Regions from separate parts of the Mus musculus genome. Here region 2 is linked to region 1. Evidence: chromatin loops called from intact Hi-C (ENCODE). Cell type or tissue: heart. All regions are shown on one strand. Each heading gives the region's core, and the rest is flanking DNA. Links, peaks and the distances in the headings are about the cores only.

Region 1 (8,342 bases), core at 226-8,225:
TGAGAAACATGAATTATCCTTCTATTTGTTTCAGTTCCCAATATCACTGGTCATGCAGGAGTTTCGCTGCATCTTGCTCCCCACAAAAGGTAGAGTATTAATTTGTTGATAACTCTTTTCCATGTCTGAAACCACTTAACTGGTGGTGGGATTTCACTTGACAGCACACATGTACACAAGCTTAGTCTGAGCTGGGTAGCTGTTGGAATTAAGTCTGCAGCACAGAACTCTATATGGTGTCTCCAGCTCGACTTCATTTCACTTTACTACAGCCCGCAGCATAGACTGGCTAATCTCTGCTATCAGAGGTACTTTCTTGCCAACAGAAGGCAGCTTTAATACTCCTTAACTGAACATATGCTAGCTTGTTCTTGGGAACAAAATATAGCCGTAGATAATTGTGAGACTACAGGTGTGAGTGACTGAGAAAGAGGTAGGAGGAGGGGCGGGGTCGGGCACTCGGGTAATTTGTCAGGCCCTCTGAGCTACTTCTAATCCACTATACAGGATTTTAAGCTGAGAAAACTTACCCTTCCTTCAAATTTCTCAGAGATAAAGTGTGAATAGTTTTATTTAAGTTCCTCTCACTCTGCACCCCAATCAAATCAGGTTTTCTTACTAGACTTATCTTTTCCCTATCTGTGAGGCAGAGGCTCATTACATATACCAGTCTGGCCTCAAACGTTTAATCCTCCTGTCTCAGCTTCCTAAGTGCTGAGATGATAGGTATGCATATAGCACTCAATTCAATCCTTTTTTTTTTTTAAAAAAAGATCGATTTGTTTTTATTTATGTGTATATGCGTATATGTCTGTGTGAGCATATGTGTGCAGGTGCCTGAGGAGGTCAGGAGAAGGTGTTAGATTCTCCAGAGCTACAGTTACAGGCATTTGTGAAGCACCTGACATGGCTGCTGAGGTTTCTGCCTAACTAGTAAACACTTTTAGTTGCTGAGACACCACCTGCTCAGGCAACGCAGTCCTGGCTGGCCTGGTACTTACTATATAAGGCACTAGCTTGGGACCCCACCAGTCCTTGAGACTAACCTTTTAAGAATAACATTTATTCCATGCCTCCTCCACCCCCAACTCCATTCTCAGTATGGATTGAGTCCTGTCATCAACAACAAGAAAATGTCCCTTTTCTGGAAAATATTGTCCAGAAAGCAGGTTGTCCTTTTCTAGACAGCAATAAAAACAAAACAAAACAAAACAAAACAAAACAAAACAAAACAAAACAAAACAAAACAAAACAAAACCACCTAAAAGTCAAGGGTTGTTCCTCTAAAATGTCGAGTTCCCCTCCAGGCATGTCTCTTTCTACACAAAATTAACATTGCTTCTCATCTAAACTCACCGGATAAAATGCATGCTACATAGTTTAGAAAGCCTAGCTTTGAAGGCAGTGCTTTTAAAGGACAAAGTGCGCTTGTCTTTCGCAGACAAAGAAGAGTTCTATTCTACTCTTGCAATCTGGAGAGAGAATTACAGTAGCCATTTTAGGCTTCTGGGAGGACCGACTTTAGTGGAGCTAAACATCTCTCCCCTTCTTTGCTTAAACTACAGTTCCTATCCAGAGGACGGGCACTCAGCGCAGGTCCGTGAGGTGGTTTGACTTGAGAAACATATTCAGTCCCTTTCACGGTAACTGATCCATTCTCTCATAAACTAAAGCAGTTTATGTACTTTATTTTACAGAAACATTAGAACGTGGGGGCTTTCTACAAAACAGTTTGTAAGGGGATGAGACAGCTTGTCTGAATACACCTTTCAAGAAGCCACCGTGAGAGAGAACTAGGGAGAACATGTATGGTGACAGAAGAGGTGGGTGGTGTTAACAGTGCTTTCCTTCTGAGATGTAGGGATGTGATGAAGATCAAGTGCACACCGTACACTAAACTCAAACTATGCACACGATGGTTGGCTCTGAAAGAAATGGTAGGAATGGAGTCCTCAGCTACTTCAATTCTAGTTTCTTCTAGTCGGGGTCTCCACTCACTCCCTTTTCATTTAAGCCTTGTAGAAATTATGTTTCCTGCTTGTGATAGGTTTTTAAATTGTGGGTATAGTCAAAATAACAGATATGTGTATAACCTCATAACTAAAAATGATCTGGTGTTACAAGCAAAAGAAAAGTGGCATTCTAATGAAATGGCGTGGGACTTAAATGTTTATTGTGAATTTGTTTATTCTGTGTATGTGAGTGCAAGTACATGAACACCTATAGTAACCGATCCTCTCCTTCCACCATGTGGATCCCAGCAATCCAAGTCAGGTAGGTTGTCATAGTTATTAAGTGAGGTTTGGTGACAAGCAGCGTTAGCCCTTGAGCCACCTGGATGGTGTGATTATAGGGCTTTTTGATATGGATAATGTCTTTCAGGGGGATGGAATTTAGTGCTATGACAGATGAATTTTGTGAAAAATGAGAAATGAACAATTCCTTTTCTTACTGACAAGAAGTAGGTCAGTATAATATTGTGACTACGTATGTAAACTCCTGTGGATAGTATTACGAACTTGGTGGCAATTTCCAGAAAATAAAAAGTTATTGCAGCCAGAATCTACTTACATAATTAGCACTGGAGGGAAAGTTTAAATGTCTTAAAAAGAGAAACTCATTGTATAAAATGTAAAATGTAAAATATGTTAAAAGCCTTGATACATCTTCAATGTCAACACTCTTTCAAGAAAGCACAACCATGATGCCATGTGGATTTGCTTCATTGCACACACAGAAGGCTAGGTTTTCCATGGCAGTGAGTAGTCAATGGGGTGGCCGTGGCAAGTGCTGACTGCTGAATGGTATCTCAGAACTCTGGTCTATGTTCTGTCCATACCAAATGATGTTCAGTGGGAGAGGGGAGACAAAGGGGCAAGAACAGCGAGTTGTAGTAATGATTAGTGATGCTTGTTTGCATCACTACCTCCCTAGGCATACAGATACAAGACTAGTTAGTTAATTGGTAACTAAAGTGGCTTAGTAGAAAACTGAAAGTGGGGAGAGCACGTAGGATGTTGGTAAAATATGATAATTTATCTTGAAGTAGTTATATTCCATTTTCTTTTGAGGATTAGCTGAGTTCTGGAATTATTAGTTCAAATTAAAGTGAGGTGTCTGGTATCACTCTTATATGAAGGGGTGCAAATTGTAGATTCAGGGCATTTCTGAAAACCGCTCTATAGATAAACGACAGAAGTCATCTATGACAAAGATATACCTCAAAGCAACCACAAGGGGGCAGAAAGATACATACTTTGACCAGAAAACAACAAAAGTTATTTTTATGCCCAATATTCAGTAATTAGTACTGCATGTGCTAATTAGTATTTGTGCATATATTTTAACACAATGGCTATAACTAGACAACCTATGCTATTATATATGTTACACACATTTAACGCCCGAATAGAAATTCAACACTTGATTCTATGTACAGTAGACTCATATTAGAGGAAATCATGTAGTTTGTACTAAATGAGAACCTCAGCTCAAAAATGTAAAAAAAAAAAAAAAAAAAAAAAAAAAAAAAAAAAAACTATAAATACTTTCAATTTCCCATAAAAACTTCAGAAACCTCACCCAAACCTCCACTACTGACAGAAGGAGGAGGAAACAGACCCTAGAGTATTAAGGAAAGGCTATATATAAAGAATGTGCCTAACTGTTAGCACTCGCCCTTCACCAACAAACACGGGAAGGAATATTTAAGCTACTTGAAATATGTGATCAGAAAGTGGCTTTCCCAGCAATCAAATGTTATGCCCTTTAATGGACATGAAAGCGCATTGTTGAAGACAGACTTCTATCATGTAAAAGATACAGTCTCTGATTATGAAATAAAGACATAACTATTGCTTACCCCAACTGACTGAGGGCAGATGGCGGCATGTTATGTAGGTGCTGCTGCTGCCAGCCAGTTACAGAGCCGAGGTGGAGCGCACTGGCAGTGTTGAAGCCAGACAGAGATGACAGATCTGCGCTACTCAGAGAGTACTCTAGATGGGAGCGAAGGAGCGGCAAGGAGAGAGAGAGAGAGAGAGACAATTAGACTGTCAAATGGTAAGCAAAATCACACAGTTTCAACCTCTAAAACATACTTTGAATCAAAGTTTTTTGATTTAGGAAAAGAAGAAAATAAAACACCACGGATAATTTGAATTTAAAAAGAAAAAAAAAATATTATCCATCTGAGTAAGGATGTCACACTAGATCCACAGTAATAGATCCTGAAATGTTAGCACATTATACTAGCTTTGTTTAAAAGTGTAAAGGATCTATATATTTTATGATCTAGAAATAGGTTTTACATTAAAAATCTTCAAGAAAGTGAGTGTTCTACTACATTAAAGAGACAGTAGCTCAGTTTCTTTGAAATATTGAATTCGATTTGAGTAAATAAAACTTCCCATCACTTAAAAAGGAGCACTGTAGATCACTGAGTAAGACAGAGGTGCTTGTACCATGCATTCTGGACACAGGCCCCACACGAGCTCCCAACAGGGCAAAGAAAATAACTTTTAAAATATGCTTTTTAAAGTGTTTACTGTAATATTTGCACATAGCAAAGCTACTCACCAGTACCATATGTTGTTGAAATGGCTGATGGATATCCTCCCATTCCTTGTCCTGGTAAAGTAGGAGTTGCTACGGAAACCACCGGGGTAGCCAATGACTGAGCCGACTGGGAGTTATTTATCCTTTGATTCTTTTAAAGTAAATAAAAAGACATTATTGGTGGCAGATTTTAAAAAGTTAAAAATATTAGGTCTCACTATTAGTTTTTCACATAAAGAAATAAGTTGGTACAAAGCTCATGAAATTAATCATTTAACATGTGTCTCTATGAACTCTGCCAACCCTATCATTTACAATCCTTCAAGAGACCAGCTGTTGCCATAGTAACCCATTACATCAGTATCTCCTAGGCAACTGAACTAGTAACAAGTACCATAGCTTTATTATGGGTAAAAACAGACTACGTTGAGAACTGATGAAATATGTATACTGTACTGCTATTGTTTCAGTTTTATTCAAATGCAAATTAAAAAATTAAAATCAACCATAGTGGGTTTTGTGATCAGTTCTATGTACAGCAGAGCTGATAGATATGATTCAGGCTATGTTATGGCCAGCAGGTGGCGCTATGACCACTTTCTTCTGCTTCGACTTCCTTGCAAAAGGATGGCAAAGTAGCTAATGCCAGTATTTAACTCCTAATAGCCAGGAGGTAAAGGATGCTTACGCTCAAAATCCTGGTATTTTAAATTTTGAAAGAATAAGTGTCTTACTATTTAATAGCTAAAGATGCATTTTTGTGTTTCTATTTTAGAGTAAGTTCAGTCTTAATATTTAAAACATGGTCTTTAGGTAAAAGGTGGGGACAGAGGAAAAAGGCCTACAAAAACCAGCTATGCTTTCCACAGGCTGTCAATGATCCTAGAAATTAATGGTGTTTAAGCATAATCAGTACCCTCATTTATTGAGGTAAGTTTTAAAATCTTTCTGTTTGATCACAGCTAGCACCTTTCACTGAGGTAGTTCTGTTATCTTCCCGAGCATGCCCTTCAAGGGACGAGTCCTTCCCACTTACCAACAGCAGATCCACATCCTCAGACTGAGAGCATGGGGAAGGAGGGAAGGAGTTTATTAATTAGTGTCTGTAAATATTTATAACTGTGAAAATCTTTCTAGCAAAAGGAGATGCATCTTCTGATAGACGCAACAGTTTAAACAGCTTGGCACACGGGATGCCAAAGACAACTCCTTAACAAAGACATTCTTTGTTTCTCTTAGTGAGGTGTTCCTTGTCTCAAACCTGAAGACTGTCTATCTTGTTTGCAGCACAGGTCATTGTCTCTCTGTTTACTGTTGTGCCCCATACTTTGATAAAAAGATAATAGGAATCTACTTTAAACCCTACTTGCTAGAGGAAAAGGGAGTCATACATGACGAGAGTGAGAGCGAGAGAGAGAGAGAGCGAGAGAGAGAGAGAGAGAGAGAGAGAGAGAGAGAGAGAGAGAGAGAGAGAGAGAGAAAGAGAGAGAAGAGAGAGAGAAAGGGGGGGCTGATCCATGGGAATGTGTCAGTTTTAAGGGATATGGGATAAATGTGATGAGAGACACTGTGTGCCCTGCCTGACCCACACTCACAGCATCACTGTGGGAGGTTTTATTTCTTAGACTCAGGCTTTTCTAAAGGAAATGTCACATGTTATTTGATTTTAGCTAAATGCACAAAATGAATATATAATAAACAATCAGTTCACAGGACTATTTCACTCCTAGGCATGGCACAGAACAGAGAATTCTAAAACAAAGCAAAACAGAAGGAAATGTTTGTGGGGTAATTTAAATCTATCTGCTAAGTCTTTGCTATATATGTTCTCATTGTTAAGTTTTGCTGATTTGGAGAACACTCTGTCATCTATTGATCTATCTATCTATCTATCTATCTATCTATCTATCTATCTATCTTCTATCATTGTACCTACCTACTACCTATCTTTGTTTTTGGGCTTGATACCACAATATTCTTTTCATCTTATGCACAAGTCTCAGAGCAAGAAAATGATACAGCATGAGATTTTATATATGCTTAAGTTTACATTTCATATGTCTATATTTTCACTTAAAAGCTTCTACTACTTATTTTGGTTTAAAATGTAACATTGGTTCTCAAAATTTCTTGGGTTCTGAGAGTTAGATATTTTCATAAACTACAATAGGCAAAGATTAACTGAGACAATGCAAAGGCATATGATATATTAGATATTAAAGAAGTGATATGTAAGAAAGTATTCCCAATTAATGTAAGAAACCTCATTGAGGAATCAGTGAAAGTATTTTTCACTGTCAGTCAGCATTCTGAGAACATAAGTAGCTCAATAATGTAAAAATTCTCTCATGAAATACCCCACATAAGTATGGAATTCCTATGGAATATGATTTGATCAGGGTTAGAATTATTTTTCTAAGTATAAACGGACAGTCTTACGAAGGAATGTTTTTTCTTATTCTAGAAAGACTATCCAGAAGAAGGGTTTATTGGAATTTTTTAATATAGGAAAGGAAAATGCAAAATCAGTGACTACAACCCCATCAATACGATTAAAACATCCTCAGTCAGTGTTAATCGTCTGGGATGTCCTAAGAAATTCCTATCTAGACAATTAGTAGATACAGATAAGATATCATCAACATGTATTAAGAACAGAGCTGTGCATTACCACTGATGGCATCGTGTTCTTGCTGCCAGGTGGGATAAGAACGCGGAGATCTGGCTTACGATTATTCATTCCTAGATTCATAGGGGGAGGAGATTTGGCTTGTATATTCTTGTTCAGGTTACCAGGTGAGACCAGCAGGCCTGGTGAGTTCCGGGGGTTGCCGTATCCATTCCCTGTTAACACAAGAGATGACAAAACTCAGGGAGAAATCGAGGCGTGTGCATGTTTTTAAAGAACAGCTCATATGAAGATAAAAGGATACGCCTAGCTGTGAGTCATACAAATCAACACATGAAGGCTGACTGATTTAACTTCTGTGGGAAAGGCAGCTTGCCAGTTAATTGTTTCATATACCTCCAAAAGGATATTACAAACTTTTTATTTTTATAAGAAGAAAGCAAATCTTTAACTTGATCAGAAATCTGCATATCATATGTTTTTAAAATTTATTATTATTATCATCATTTGTTATTATTATTATTATTTTCTCCCCCTCCTCCACCCTCCGGAAGAGATTCAGACAGCCAGTTCAGGATCTAAGAAAAGTGCATAACTGATCCTGCACTTAATTGACGAGTTTGGCAGAGGCTGGCTGGAGTGACTCACTCTTCCAGTTCTTTGGTTTGGGTTTGATTCTGTGTGTCTGTGTGTCCTCAGATGAAGAAGGGGCAAGGCACCAAGGCTGTAATTTCTAGGGCGGGCGGGCAGGAGGAGGAAAAACTGCACGTACATTTTGCTCTTCAGTCTTCTCCACTCTAAGTGAATACTCTCTCTCCATGGCCTTTCTTACTTCAAGTTTACTCTCCTCACCAAGTTCAGCACATGGCCTGAAGCCTTGCACACTTCCTGCTCCTGAGAATCTTCAAAAGTGGCAGTCCTCAGGCACTGAAACCATGGTGCCTCCAGGCAAGTGCTGACTCATTCAGACACAGGGAGAGTTCACTAATCGCTAAGAATTAAGGCTCTTCCAGAATCTGATATTTAGCCTCCTACTAACAAAGTAGGTATTTGAAAGCCTCTGTTTTCCACTTTTAAAACGCACTACCCTCACTGATAGGAGCAGCTGAGGCGTTGGTTGGAAAGGCATCTTGAAGTGGAGTAGGAGCCAACCTGG
Region 2 (8,342 bases), core at 317-8,316, 83 kb after region 1:
ATGATCCTTAGTACTTTTTAAAAGGTCAACATAAGCTGAATTTAAATACTTTCTCCACTTCTTAAAATTATTGTGACCTTTTAATACAGGTAAGAGTATCTACAAGCATAGATCAAGACAACTACATGCAAACTTTTAAACTTGCTCTCTCAAGAGTATGATGTGACAAATCTTGTATCTCTATAGATGCTTTGTTTCCTTAAAAAGCACAGCAAAGTCCACACAATTCAACCCCCATAGTTTTTCTTCTGTTTTTATAAGTAAAAAAAAAGATATAATGAATCTCACGAAGCTAAAAAATAGATTAATATTAAATTAGAAATGATAATTCATCTATTTTTATACCCCAACCCAAAAAGATTGTTTCCAACAGCAATGCCCCCATAGGCAATGTAAGTGATGTTCAATATTTCAGTCTTAATTTAAGATCCCAGCTATACATGAATGAAAATAGTGGAATCCCTCATGAATCTTATATTTTTCATCCTTTAACTCAAAATTAAGCTCAAAGCAATTCAAGTCCTGTGAAATACACTCATTTCTGAAAACGTATAATCTTAAAAAACAAAACCAGGCAAATCTTAGTTCTTAAAAGCTCACTGGCTTTTTGTAAAGAGCCATCAGTAAACATAATGAAACAAACAACAATTCCTATTCATTCTAATTTATGAGTGTGAAAGCATTTGTGTTTTAAATGGAATCTATTCTCATGTCACACAAGGGTAAGCAGGGACTAAATAGAAGGTGAGTGTCTTTATTTTGGAGACTTAGAGTGTGGGGAACTATTTCCAAAGCTATATTTAATATTCTGGACCATAAATAGGTTAGAGTGGGAGTCTGTCCTCTCTTAGGGCCAAGGAACAGGTTCCATTGTCTGCATGCCACTGTGTGTACCCAGGTAGACTGATTCCTTTTAAGGATCGACACCTGATATTCAACAGAAAGATGTGTCTAAACCTGCTAGTCACCCTCACATAGCCAGACTACTCTTTCCAGAATAAAGACAGTGACTCAGACTGTAGGAACTCATAATGCATAATGGAGGTTCATAGCACAGGATGGAACATTTGATATTTGAAGTCTTCAAAACTGGTTCTGTCTTACAGACATTATCACTGGAGGTGTAGAAAAGAAAAGATAGTACCAGGTTTATAAAATTCAGGAATAAGAGAAAACACATGTTAACAGGAAGTTCTTCTCTCTATGTTTTACACAACTGCTAGCTCATGTAAAAGTTCTGCTGTTGTCAGGAGAGTCTGGAAATGTTTGGCTTTACTTCAAACTCTCCTTTGTGATGAGAAGAAAGCTGGCCCCTTCTCAGAGAGAGGATATTTAAGCTATATTATAAACTTTTAAGTGGATGACCACAAAAGGCCCAGTTCCCATGCATGTAAGCCTATCTTTGTTTGATGATGCGTGCAGTGTAGCAATTCTACGCTTATTAACTCCTAATTATTAAGCTATTCATGTCATACAAATACAGCTTCCACTTAAAGGTCTCGAGGCAGTGGAAAGTGAGGAATCAGGAATCTTTAAAACATATTTCTAACAGTTAAAGTTCTCTTCCCTGCTGTGTCCCAAAGAGATGAAAATCAACAGTTAAACTGGATACATTGAGCTCACAGAGTCCAGCATGATTTTAGTGCCTTGAACGTATGTGTGGAACAGATATGAAGGGATGTGCCACACTCACCTGTCTGTTACGCTCATCCATTATCCTCGTAATCTGAATCTTTTTTCTCCCCATAGTCCCCGTGTTTCTTCTCTCTCTCGTCCCTGAAATTATGTATTTTTTCCTTCCTTTTCTTTCTCTTTCCTGTTTCCTTCAAACACGTTTCCTTCTTCAGCACGCGCACAGCTCAGTTCCCAAATCCCTGCATTCGTTCCTGCTGAACAAAAACGAAACATTAAACAATTCTTCCGCAGCAAGCCAGTTTCCTAGGTTCATCAGGGAAATAAACTTCACAAAACAATAAAATGAGTAAAAATAACTCTTTCTCAGAGCACATGGCACATCGCACACTGGAGCTTACTGCACAGGGCACTTTGCTTTTATAATTAAAATAACTTATAAGTAATTTAAGAAGTCATTTAAATGATGAAAACTGTGTTTTAAAACCCAACACTTGAAATGAACTGTATTTTTGTAAAGAGCTTCTTAATATGTTTTAATGAAATTAGGTGACAATTTTCACCCTTCTGTTATGAAAAATTACCCAAATCAGAGAGTTAATGAACCTTTATATACCTGTGTATGCTAAGTAGGGCATCTAATTCATTTCTGAATGGAAAACAATCTCGTGTTTTGACAGCAGAGGTGATAACGCCCCTAGTTATGCAAATAAGATGGACGATTATGGAAGTGCTCTTTGATATATGTAAATGTCAACTAATTTAAAACTAAATCCTTTAATCTTATTTTACGAAGATCACTGCCAGGGAGCACAGGAAAAGTAATATGGGGTGTTTCCTCTTATGTTTAAGCATCGCTTAGCAGTGAGAGCACTTCCTCCTGAAGCTCTTAAACTCTTCATTAGAACAATCCTCGCGAATGACGGTCACTGGTAAGAAATACGTGGTGCAAAAAAGCTAAGGTTATTATCTCATTTGTAACTATATGCTTTTTAATAATAGACCACAGCCCTCTAAATTTAAATGTTTAAAAGAGACATATCATATCTCCTTAGGGAGTCAGACACAAAATTACAGAACCTTGATATTATATACCAGAGAGCTCTAGGTCATGAATTAAAATTAAAATAATGATTATCAATTACATGGCAAACCCATAGAGCACAGAATATTAAAAGTCTATATTTTACTCTGTTTAAAATTATATCTAAAAATATTTGCACATAATGAAAGTGAATTGCTATGAATTGGAACTTAACTAGGTAGGAAGCCTTCCACAGGCTTGTTTCATTTGCAAGCAGCGGCTTCAATTATTTTGTCTCTCTTATGTCAGAGGATATAACTACTTCACACACTGCTCAGAATTTCCCTCTTGACTCGGGTTAGTCTCTGACAGTGGACCTGAAAAATTCCCACATGTATTATGTAACGCTAAGCCACTGTCCTGACTACTTAATAGATTATTTGGCTCTAGTTCAAGGTTCTTGGAACAGAAAAAGCTGTTAGATACTTGGTCTGACCTTCAGCTGACTTTCAATTTCTTTATTCTTTGTTACCTTGAGTAAATTTTTAAAAATATAAGTTTAGGTAATTGTCTAATTGCAGAGGTTATTATGATATAATTAGTTCTGGTGGATTAAGCACTGCTTAATCACTAAGACTATCCACTCTCCTTTACCCAATGTCCTTCTCCTAAACTGCAGCTCAGTTTGGCCTCACGGCATCCACGTGTGAGTTTCACCATGATTACGACGTGCTTGTCAAAGATTACGACTCCAGCCACAGTTTTCAATGTTAGCAGCAGTCTCAAAGTTTTTAAGTTATATGAACAACACACACTAAGACACTCACAAGGCAAAGACACTACTATAAAGACACCAAGATCATATAGATAAAGAATTTGCAAAGCACACACATGATGTATCCAACATTGTTAAATAGTCTACCCATTTAGTCTTAGAAATGGTCTTAAACAGCATACAAGTGGGAATCTTTTCTGCATTTACTATAGTCTTACCCAAGAAGCAAGCAGCAGCCCAGACTTGTATTTCCCATGCATTTGTAATACCCCAATGAGACAAGAAGGCTTTCTCCACCACAAAAAACAAACAAACAAACAAACAAAAACAATCCATGAATCTCAAGTCAAAGTATATGGGAGCATCTTCCCTTCCTTTCTCTTAGCTGAGACCTGTGGCACTATCGGCTTACCGGACTATGCCTGCCTAAGCGCTTACTCACTTTGGGTGGAAGGTCAGGGTGAACAGATTAGAGCATAGTGGCTCAGCAGGGAGGAGGTCACTGTCTACAGACCTTGATTCAAAATACTTGTAACAAAGCAAGTAGGGAGACACCCCTGAAGAAGAGTATCGTTAGAGAACAAGAGCTCCTGGCCTCTGAAAGCAAAGGAGCCCCTTCAATCACCATCTGGCATTTTTGAACTTTGAAACCAGACACTGTGCTTAGAAGAAGCCAAGGAAAGTGTTTGTTTTTTTAATTCTTAAAACACAATGAGGAAAAAAAATTTAGAACTACATATGCAAATATATTAGCATGCATGTATGTGCAAATATGAACACACACATGAAATGATCCCTGGAAATATCATTGAAAATAGTCTCCGCTTTGAAATATGGCCAGGTAGTGGAGAGAGATGGAAATTTAAACCTAATTCGACTTTTATTTTGTTTTCCGCACAAGGACAATGCTCAATTCAGTAACTGAAGTGTTGCCTCCTGAAATTCATAAAATGTAGACTTGTATAAAGTCCACACAAATAGAATAGCAACAGATCAATGGTGTCCTCACATTTCAAGGCCATCAGGAAAAATGCAAAGAATTAGGAAGGTCACCACCGGTGCATAACTTTTGCTTAATTTCTGCTTTTTAGTATAAATATTTATTAACCTAATTTTTATACATAAACTATACTCTATGGTTTGTTTCAAGTATTATTTTCAGGAGGGCTAGAGAAAGAGATTATTATTACTGTAGTAACCTATTCGGTGGTTTTGCAGGCATGTGAAAGAAAAGATTATTAGTAATTAAACTACATATAGTAGTGCTCAGTCAGACTGAGAACTTTCATTATGTACAATCAACCACAGGCTTCGTCTGGATACTACAGTTCTCACATGAAGGAACCATTCTTGGAAAATGACAGCTACATGTAAACAATCAAAACTTTGAACACGAAGGGAAGAAAAAGAACACTGTACGGAGTTAGAGTCGTCTGCACTTTTTCTTCCTTTGCCAACTTAAATAAAAAACTAAAGTCAGTCTGCTGACTAAAAGGGGAACTTCAGTATGGCAGGCTTCTGTTCACTTTGAGTTTGGCATAAGCCGACAGACAGACGAAGGCAAAGTGTTCTGAGACCTGCTCAGAGAAGAATGTCTTGGGGACAGCTAAAGACCATTCTCCTGAGGGATCCCTCATTTACAAACAAGCGAGTTTGATTGACACACACCTCCCCTCCCTTCCTCCTCCCACTCTTTCTGGCCCTCCTTCCCTTCAGCAAATCCCTCCTAGTAACAGAAGAATCTTGACAGAATGGCAGGAAACACGCACAGACTGGCCAGGGAAGGATATGATGTCAGCAACCGCGAACAATAAAAGGTGTAAAGGTGCTTCCTTCCCTAAACTGCTCCACAAGTGTAAAATGGGAACCAAAACTCTCCACTTCCTTCTCTGAGTAGAGCAGGCTGAGTGTGCTCGGCAGCACACCCCACACACAGGCCCTGGAGTGCTGGTTCAGATAAAGGGCAGCGAGGAAAAGGCAGATGGGAGGCACACATTTTCTCATTTCTGTCTTCCAAACACCTGAGAAAAGGCCATTCTGGTTCTGGGTTAATGGTTTGTTATGATCACCTTAAGGTGTAAATATGAGAAATTAAACAGACCCGAAATGGACTTGGGTGAAACAGCAGAAACCGCTCCCTCATCATCTACCATGCCTTACCAAAAATTACATTATCCAGAAAATGGCACCATATATACTGAATTTACTTTCTGAAGCAAATGAAGATTTCTGTACAAAGAAAACAAGTGAATTATAACTTCTGGGAGAGAACTTAATCATGACAGCAGTAAACAAATATTTGTTAGTCATATACATCGATTACATATTTCATCTCACATTGCAAAGAAAAGATCGAGTAGTGAGGAAATAATTCTTGTTATCGGGGCCCTTGGGGCTCCTTAAAATTTCAATTATAAATCAAAGTAACTAATGAAAACTTTCAGTCGATGGTGAAACTATTTTCATCTCGTCACCGACGCTTGGCTCCTCTCACATGGTAATGGAAGTCTACCCTAAAGTTTCTGGAAGAAAACCACATAGCAACGAGGTCTGAGTCCTCCACAAATTTCAATCGTCTTCCCACAACACTTTGATTTAGAAATTAAACATAACCTCCAGTTACATGTTTTGATCGTAGATTGAGACTCCCATGCCACATTAAAAGATGTGGGAAGAAATTAATTCTCTGCTGCTAAAATTACCTTTGTAAGGCATGTATTTTGTTTCAATGAGCACAGGACAGTCACTTAAATAAAAACAGCCCAAAGAGGTTTAAGCATTAGAATGTATAATGCCAATCTGCAAGGAGAGAATTATTTCTTTTATCTGGATTGGCAAATAATGTTTCCTCTGGCTCACATTTGCATCATCATGAGCATCCTCAGAAAACCTTGTTTTGTTAAACTCAAGCCTGCAAATTAGGTATACTGTATCACCCAAGAAATAGTATTATTAAATAAATGAAAGTCCCATGTACAGCCAAAGGCCAAAGTGATATGTGCCCTGTCTCTGAATGCCTGTGTTTGTCACCGAGTCAAGTGATTCAGCTATTCACTACCTTTCAAGGGAAAGCTTTGCTCATTACTTGCATTTAGATGCATTAAACTTTCTACTTTATGGTTTGTTTGAAAGACATATGAGGCGTGCAATTATGCTTTGGTTAAAAAGAACTAGCAGAACATACCTATTTTCCCTTAAGAGCTTCAAATGAAATAACCCAATTATTATTCTTAGCAGTGCTTGCCTGTGTGATGAGAAATAGTTTCCTGGTCTTGAAAAATCACATTTTCATTTTTCTCTAAGTTTATCATATATTTTTACAGAATAGAGTGCATTCGGCTTCTAAGTCACATAGCTGAGGCTCATCCTGAGAACATAAAAGGGCTAGTCCCTTTCTCTAGATAAATACCGCTGTGAAGAGCATTTCCCAATTGATTGAGTTTAGTACCAATATGATAGATCCTGAATAACCTTCAAGTCTCAGTACCCTAGTGTTATACAGGCAAAAAGCAAATAGAATTGCTTAAAAAATTCTTACTCCATTGTCCTTCTTCCTACCACAGGGCATTTGCATATGCAATTCCTTCTGTCTGGAATGTTTTCTCCCTTCTGTGTGCTCAACTTCTTCCTTCTGTCTCAGAAGCACTTCCCCTAGACAATTCTCAAAGCTCTAAGTCCCTCTCCTTTATAGCACTCACCATGGGGTGGGGGGAATCAAATGCCTCTAGTGCCAGGATCTATCCTGGCATCAATCAGGTAAACAGTGGGACTAATAATTACCAGTTGGTTAACTGAACACTTTTTGTCAAGGCTTGAATATCTCATCTTAGGTATTTATTAGCTATTTTTAATAATTAGTACTAAGGACTTTTTTTTCTCACATTTTGCTTATACAGAAACAACTTGGTAACCTAGGTTAATCCTTTACCATGGTATACAGTATCTTGTTGGTAGAATAAAAATAATCCACACAGAAGTGAAAGCTGAATGAGTCTGTGCATTAAGAAATGGGTACTTCAGGTAACTGTAGCCTGATGATCAAACCTCTCACTTAGACTTTTGGTTTCCTACCTGAAACTGGAAACATGTTTGCATTTGAAAGACAGATGGTTATAGCCTCATTACATATGATACTACAGGAATGGTACCGTGTATGGTGGTGCCAGGAATGTGGATTGCCTACACTTGTATGTTGGCTTTCATGTATACGTTATGGAGTAAAGTTAGTAACGATGTCATCCCTATATAGACAACATGGAGACCTCACTTACATTGTTAACAATAAGCATTAGATGAAGGAACATGTCATACAAATTAAGGACTTTCTCATAAGTACCAGCTAGAGAAGAGCTTCAGGCTGCAAGAGAAGAAATGACTAGGGAAATACATCAATTTCCCAGTGACCACAGCTGCTGGAAACTCTATGTGAGTGTTTCTAGTCCTACTTTAGTATCTTTCCCCAAGGACAAAAGGAGATGAAATGTATGTCAGAAATATAATAAGGCTAAAATGGAGCTCATTTTGAAAACCCTTGCAATTAATTTAATAAGTGGGCTTAACCTGCCACTGTCTTTTAAATAAATCACTGTATTTACACAACTCGAGAATTTAGGAGCAACATACCTCCAGACAACTGCACAGCATTACAAACAATTTGACAAACATAAGGAATCACAGATTCCCTGTCACAGTTACCCATGCCATAGTCTGCCTTGGACATTTTCCCCCCACTGTAGTTAAAACGGCATCCTGCATTCTCCAAGCCAAAATAAACTCCAAATGGTCTAAATGTGTCAAAAGCCTCATACTCCTCAACGGCACGACAGATTTCAGGATTTCTATATCAGGCTATATAGATGATGCAGGCTTCTATCACGTCTTTGTTCTTATAAACGCACCCAGCCCTTGCCG

The links. Hi-C counts contacts between places; a loop is a spot of excess contacts. Peaks named below come from ENCODE experiments on the same cell type or tissue, not always from the same donor. Only the 100,000 strongest peaks of a DNase experiment are listed, where the experiment ranks them.
Region 2: it touches region 1 in a loop (2.5-fold over the local background); 2 of 42 quality-filtered maps call a loop at or near these places.

The regions. Positions count from the first base shown.
Region 1 is chr13:83,651,873-83,660,214 of GRCm38, reverse strand. Mef2c (myocyte enhancer factor 2C) reads right to left here. Exons shown (of 11, transcript NM_001347575.1): 7 at 7,229-7,401; 8 at 5,594-5,617; 9 at 4,579-4,708; 10 at 3,863-3,998. It overlaps Gm52044 (a long non-coding RNA gene), which reads left to right. Exons shown (of 3, transcript XR_003950630.1): 2 at 35-89; 3 at 1,698-8,342. Among named protein-coding and RNA genes, the nearest start is that of Gm52044, 6.3 kb to the left of the region's middle. In heart, for the core only: CTCF peaks have their summits at 3,243 (motif pointing right) and 5,126 (motif pointing right); a DNase peak (open chromatin) is centred at 5,144.
Region 2 is chr13:83,569,082-83,577,423 of GRCm38, reverse strand. Mef2c (myocyte enhancer factor 2C) reads right to left here. Exons shown (of 11, transcript NM_001347575.1): 2 at 1,694-1,886. The coding sequence starts at 1,747. Among named protein-coding and RNA genes, the nearest start is that of Mef2c, 49 kb to the right of the region's middle. RefSeq lists an enhancer at 4,939-5,557. In heart, for the core only: no CTCF peak of the experiment used is centred there; DNase peaks (open chromatin) are centred at 3,913 and 5,183; H3K4me3 peaks cover 681 bases; H3K27ac peaks cover 3,082 bases.